2 separate regions of the Homo sapiens genome follow, and region 2 is linked to region 1. A link is an interaction called in ENCODE POLR2A ChIA-PET data of the cell type or tissue named here. Cell type or tissue: K562. All regions are shown on one strand. Each heading gives the region's core, and the rest is flanking DNA. Links, peaks and the distances in the headings are about the cores only. Region 1 overlaps PRKN (parkin RBR E3 ubiquitin protein ligase). Region 2 overlaps AGPAT4 (1-acylglycerol-3-phosphate O-acyltransferase 4).

Evidence for each region. Peaks named below come from ENCODE experiments on the same cell type or tissue, not always from the same donor. Only the 100,000 strongest peaks of a DNase experiment are listed, where the experiment ranks them.
Region 2: POLR2A ChIA-PET joins it to region 1 with 8 read pairs; 3 of 35 experiments call an interaction of 5 or more read pairs at or near these places.

The regions. Positions count from the first base shown.
Region 1 is chr6:161,427,358-161,430,268 of GRCh38, forward strand. All of the region lies in intron 9 of PRKN (parkin RBR E3 ubiquitin protein ligase), which reads right to left. Among named protein-coding and RNA genes, the nearest start is that of AGPAT4, 150 kb to the left of the region's middle. In K562, for the core only: no CTCF peak of the experiment used is centred there; no DNase peak of the experiment used is centred there; H3K27me3 peaks cover 786 bases.
Region 2 is chr6:161,260,777-161,263,687 of GRCh38, forward strand. The region is part of intron 1 of AGPAT4 (1-acylglycerol-3-phosphate O-acyltransferase 4); the gene reads right to left. Among named protein-coding and RNA genes, the nearest start is that of AGPAT4, 12 kb to the right of the region's middle. In K562, for the core only: no CTCF peak of the experiment used is centred there; DNase peaks (open chromatin) are centred at 775 and 1,215.

The sequences.
Region 1 (2,911 bases), core at 198-2,697:
GGTAGGTACTATTATCATCCACATTTTTCAGAGGAGGAAACTGAGGCACACAAAAGTTGAATAACTTACTCAAGCCCACCAGCTCGTAAAAGACACAGCTGGGATTAGAACTCAGGTAGAACTGACCCAAGGATTTTCTATTTCCTTCCAGTTGCTGAAAAATCACTAAACTCATGAGGCAATTTCATAAGTCTATATCTTGTCTGGGTTGCTAGTAATTAGCAATCATTACATGAAATCTGACATGTGAAAGTGAAACACAATTGGAAGACGTTTTGTGACATGGATGTAAAGTATATATTTCTTGAGGGTAGAGTTGTTTCACTGCCACTGTGTTCTACATTTAGGCCTTTGCTGAGGTTGGAAGTATTCAAATAGATAGATAAAGTCACATCATAATCCCATGTATCAAGTGTCATGGAAGAGTACGCAATCAGGCTTTTGATGAATCCCACGTTTCACTTGCAATCTGCAGATTTCCATATGCTGTGGCTCAGCGATTTGCACTGGCTTCTCAAGCAAATCAGTCATGACTCCAGGCGTGACTCCAGACTGAAATCACTCTTGTCGATATACCTGAAAACAGAGGTTTCCAGCACTGGAGAGAAGCTTTGGTGCGGGGATGGGCTCAGAGGGTCCCGACAGAGGGTGACACTTGCATGGTTGCAGAAGGAAGCTCGCTGCAGTCTGAGTGTGTCTCCGTGGAGCTCGGCATTTGGACACAGCTCACACGCATGAGTGATGCTCTTCCACCTGCATCTTCTGGCACTTGCACTGTGGGGGCCTTCCTCAAAGCCGTGCGCCTCCATCTCAGGGCAACATAGGGCAACTTCTTTCTTCTACTCACATTCTGAATGAAATACATTAATAACTGGCTTAAAAGAATCCAATCCTTTATCAAAAGACTCCAGCATTTTTCCTTCCATTGACTGCTACCTGATATTGAGGAAGGTATAAGGTGTCAGATTCCTGCTGGGACTGGCAGAGAGGGGCAGAGGGAGGCAGGACGGGCTGCTGGGGTGGAGAGTGCAGACAGAAGCCTGCCATCCGCCGGAGTCTGTGAGCTTCAGGGTCCACACGAGCCTCATGGAGAGACAGGCGGCTGCTCCGTCCATCTTCGAACCTGGCTGGCATCGCAGATGCCCGTGCCCAGGGCAGCAGCCATAAAGGCCGTGGCACCTTCTTGCATCTCTAAGTGTGTGGCATTGTGGCTGCCTTTGATTGTTTGGCGGTTTGCTGTGTTCTCTGAGTGTTTTTCCACACATCTGAAGGGCGATTCTTTGTCAACTGCTACTGTCTTGCTAAAGAATCAGCAATTCACACATATAATAAAGCTCACAACCAAAAAAAGCACATTCACATTTTTTTTCTTTCATTTTTCTGCCTGAGTACCTCTACCTTGGAAAACCTCCATCTTGTCATATATGGGCAAGCATTCATGTATTTCAAGTCATGTTTTTGCAGGCAGATGACTGTGTAAGTCCTACATGGCCACCCTGCCAGTGTTTCAAGCAGGCCTCTATCATGTGCTGACCTATGGCTAGGGGTCCCTGGTTTCTCCCACCTTCTTCCTGATGGCCAGGCATACATTCCTGCCCTAAGACTGGAAGGCTGGCAGACCAGCTCAGGTCAGCTGGTTCAAGAAGGGGGAAAGTTTTGCTCATGTCCAAGAGATAACGTAAGATGTTCCTGAAGCTAAACTTCTCTTAGACAGGACACCTGCAGATGGCACCTTTGCTAACCTTGATTGTGCCTTGAGATATTCACCTTTCCTTCAGAGTGAATGCTCCTATCACCTATATCACACTTCATATGATGTAAGATACAATTTATATATTCTTGCTCATTTACTCATTTATTCATTTATAGATTTACCCAGCAAATACTGATCAAGTGCTGAGACATGCTAGGTGCTGGGCTAGGTGTGGAATACAATGGTAAACAAGATTGAGAAAGTTCCTGCCCTCAGGGAGCTTATAGTCAGTCATGGGCAAGTAAACAGGTCATTATAACACAGCAGTGCCCTAAGTGCTATTGCTCTATGTGTGGGAAAACAGGCAACCTGGGGAGCCATGGTTAAGAGGGACGGAGAAATAACACGAATGTGGTGAGGCAGGGTGGTATCCCCAGAGCTGAGACCTTGCAATGGCTAGGATGTTGCTAGAAGAAGGAAATGGAAGCAAGTTCCAGAGCTCAGAAAACATTCTGAGATGGAACTAGAAGAACCTGGATGTGAAGCGGGAGGGCCAGGGAGGCCACGGAGATGGCTGCTGGTTTCAGGTTTGGGCCACAAGTAGATCAATGAAGAAAGAGGAATCCAGAAGTTCCAGTCCGAGGGTGTGTGGGAGGAGGGTGAGTTTCAGAGTCATTAATGGGCCTTTTCTTCAGTAATTCAGAATACTCCTAAGTGAGTATGGCCACTTGGATACCTGGAAATATTCATGGCTCCAGGTAGCTACCAAGAGAAGACTTCATTTTAATTCTTGTCAGGAACTGTGAAGGATCCAAGATTTTGCTTTCTTTGCAAGCTAACAAGTTAGTCTGCTCAGTTTTACGGAGGCCAGGAGAAGACCAGAGGTTCCTGGGTCAGAGACAAAGGACCATGCATTATTTACAGCAATATCTTTTTTCCTGTGCTGGTTTCTCAAATCCCAGTTCTCACAGGGTGGTTTGAAATGGACCAGATGGCAGCTGCACATGGCATGGGTTGCATTACAGGTGTGAGGACCCTGACTTTAGGGAATCTGAGTCTTTTATAATGGGCCGTGAGCAGGACTGCCATTGTCAACAGAGGGAGACATTGTCTTTGTTATAAGCAAACTTCCCCTCTGCTGCGGAAAGAGACAGTATCTCTATCTTCCAAGGCTGTTCACTGTACGATTATTATTGTAACTATGTTATGAAACACAGG
Region 2 (2,911 bases), core at 255-2,754, 170 kb before region 1:
CTTGGGGAGGGCTGAGGCAGGTGGCTCACTTGAGCCAGGGAGGTCAAGGTTGAAGTGAGCTGTGTTTGAGCCACTGCATTCCGGCCTGGGTGACAAAGTGAGAGCCTGTCTCAAAAAAAAGAAAAAATAAATAAACGTCAGGGTTAGGACACCTGATTTCACCAGGCAGGGCCATGAGGAGGTCAGGAAATCTCCTTAGAGGAGTGCACACTGAACCACGTCTTCGCCTTCTAGAATTTCCTGAGCAGGGCTCACTCTGGTGCTCCGAGCTCGTGTATTCCGTTCCACCTGCCTGATGCCCTTCCCTCCCCCTTTTCTCCCACTGTTGACTTGCCAAACATGTGTTTATCCTTCCAACCCCTGCTTAAGCCAGCTCCTTCTCCTCCCTGCCTCCCGCTGAACAGTCAGGTGCATCTTTCCCTGTTTCTCATGGCCCCTTCTCTATTAGCCATGAAGCTCACTGTCACAGAATGTGGCCACTTACTGACTGCACGAGTCCATGAGACAAACAACAGAAAAGACCCGGCACAGTCCTGGGCCACATGACGTTGACAAGTGCTATTTCCCTTCGTGTGTATATCTGCCATCCCACGAAGCAGGCTTCCTCAGGAGCTGAGTGTCTTTCACCATCATATCCACAGCTCCCAGCACAGACCTGGCATGAGAGGTGGTTAATAAATATCCATAGAATGAATGAACTGAATGGTCAGTCACATTCACCACACTGCTCCAGGGAAACGCCCGGCTCACGGCTGACTCATGATGGGACCTGTCAGAGGGACGTAGCTGCTACCCTGAGACCGGGTAAGGCATCATCATTAACAAAGCCAACGGAGGGATATTTTACCTTCCACAAATCCAGCTAATCATGTAGTGTTTGTAAGCTACATTTGACATGGGACAAGTCAGTAATTGAGCTCTACCTCTTTTCTAGGAATACATGTTTGTAAGGGGGTTTCCTCCACCTGGTTTTGCCCTCTTTATTCCTTTTCTCTTTCTTTATGAGTGGACCTTCGGCTTCTGACTGCATTTTCCTAGCACAGAGCTGTGAATGCTGCATATCCAAAGAGGCTGGAGAGTGAACAGGCATTGACCTTCACACCTGGGTAGGGGCTCCTGGGCCAGAGACCCAGTTTGCCTGTATGAGCTGTGCAGCCCTGGGAAGACTGCTGACCCCCAGGCTCCCCATCTGTGAAATGGAGATAAGAAGAGTTCCTAGTCGAGGGCTGGTGGTGAGGATTATCCGTAGACCTTTGCCTGGTACATCATCTTAAATGTCGCTGTGGTCATCATTATCATCACTGTGCCATCACCACAGCCTGGGCCCTGGCTCTGGGTTTCTTTTTTTTCAAAGTCACCCTCTTCTGGCTAGCCACCCTCCTTCTATCCTGAGGTTCCAGTCCTCTCAGCCCATAATCATTTATAGAACTTAAAAAAAAATGAGCCTGAATTGGTTGGTCCAAGGTGGGGCCCAGGAAGTCCTTTTTAAAATGCTTCCTAGGTGATCCTCATGTGCAGGCAATGTTGAGAACATGGGTTAGACTCTGCTGCCAGGACCTGAAAAGCGTGATGGAGCTGCAGCCATGGTGGCCAGCTGCCGCGTCTGTCCCTGCCACACAGGGGCTACTTCCCACTGCTGTGTGTGAGCTCCCCAAACCCCAAACTCTTCCACAGCTGGCTCTATACTAGCTCATTCCTTTTTTTTTTCCCCCTCCTCATTATTCTCTCATAGCAAATAAAACTTGGTTTGCTTGTCCCTGGGCAAAGTCCCCAGCCTAGAGTTCCTCCTTCCACATCTTATTGTAAAAACACAGGCTTACTGGGGCTCTTAGGGGCTGAGTTCTCCCCTTCTGACCCACTGCAAGCTCTACCCCACTTCTTCCTTTGCTCAGAAGGTTTGGGTCCGATTATTCTTCAGTCCCACGGGGGAGTGAGACCCTCATAGTGAGGGGCACCCTTTGGGTAGCTTCTTGGGACTTGAACTGGTACATTTCACACGCCTCTTTTGTTTTGAGTTCAAAAGATAACTCCAGTGAAAAAAACCTCTAGGAGAACATGAGGATAACGTCATAAACAGTGCTGATGAAAGATGCCAGCGAGCCGTGAGAGCTGAGGTGGCCAGTCCTTGTCTGCAGGGAATGACCGAGGAAGAGAGGCCAGGAGGAGCAAAGCAAGCCCTGGGCTATTCCAGAGAAAGCGAGGGAAGGCCCACCAAGGCGAGTGACCAGAGGCAGAAGAGACAGACCCAAGCCACCCTCCATCCACCCATCAGACCATCAGAAGAGACAGAGAAGGAAAAAGAGCAAAGGCAGACATATTCTCGGCGGCGGTGGGCGGGGTGTTTCTCACACCTGCCTGCCCCACCCCACCCCACCACCAAGATTCCCAGCCACCTTGGATGCTTAAGGAAGGTGCATTTCCCCCGGTGAGGAAAGCTATATAGAAGCTGCTGAAGACCAGGCTCTCTTTAAAAAGACAAACAACAGGCTGGGCGCAGTAGTTCATGCCTGTAGTCCCAGCCTGGCCAACATGGTGAAACCCTGTCTCTACTAAAAATACAAAAAATTAGCTGGGTGTGGTGGCGGGCACCTGTAATCCCAGTTACTGGGGAGGCTCAGGCAGGAGAATTGCTTGAATCCGGGAGGCAGAAGTTGCAGTGAGCCAAGATCATGCCACTGCACTCTGGCCTGGACAACAGAGCGAGACTCTCTCGAAAAACAAAAACAAACAAGAAAAAGACAACAGTTCAGCCATTGGGGAAGACAGAAGGAATGGAAAGCAGGAGATAAGTCCTAATGTGGCAAAAATTGGAATGAATATAAATAATTAAAAGAATTAGGCACATTTAAAATATCTCTCTGGTCCTCTCCCCCGACCTCCTCTCAAACTTTAACCCTATTATTCCTCTAGA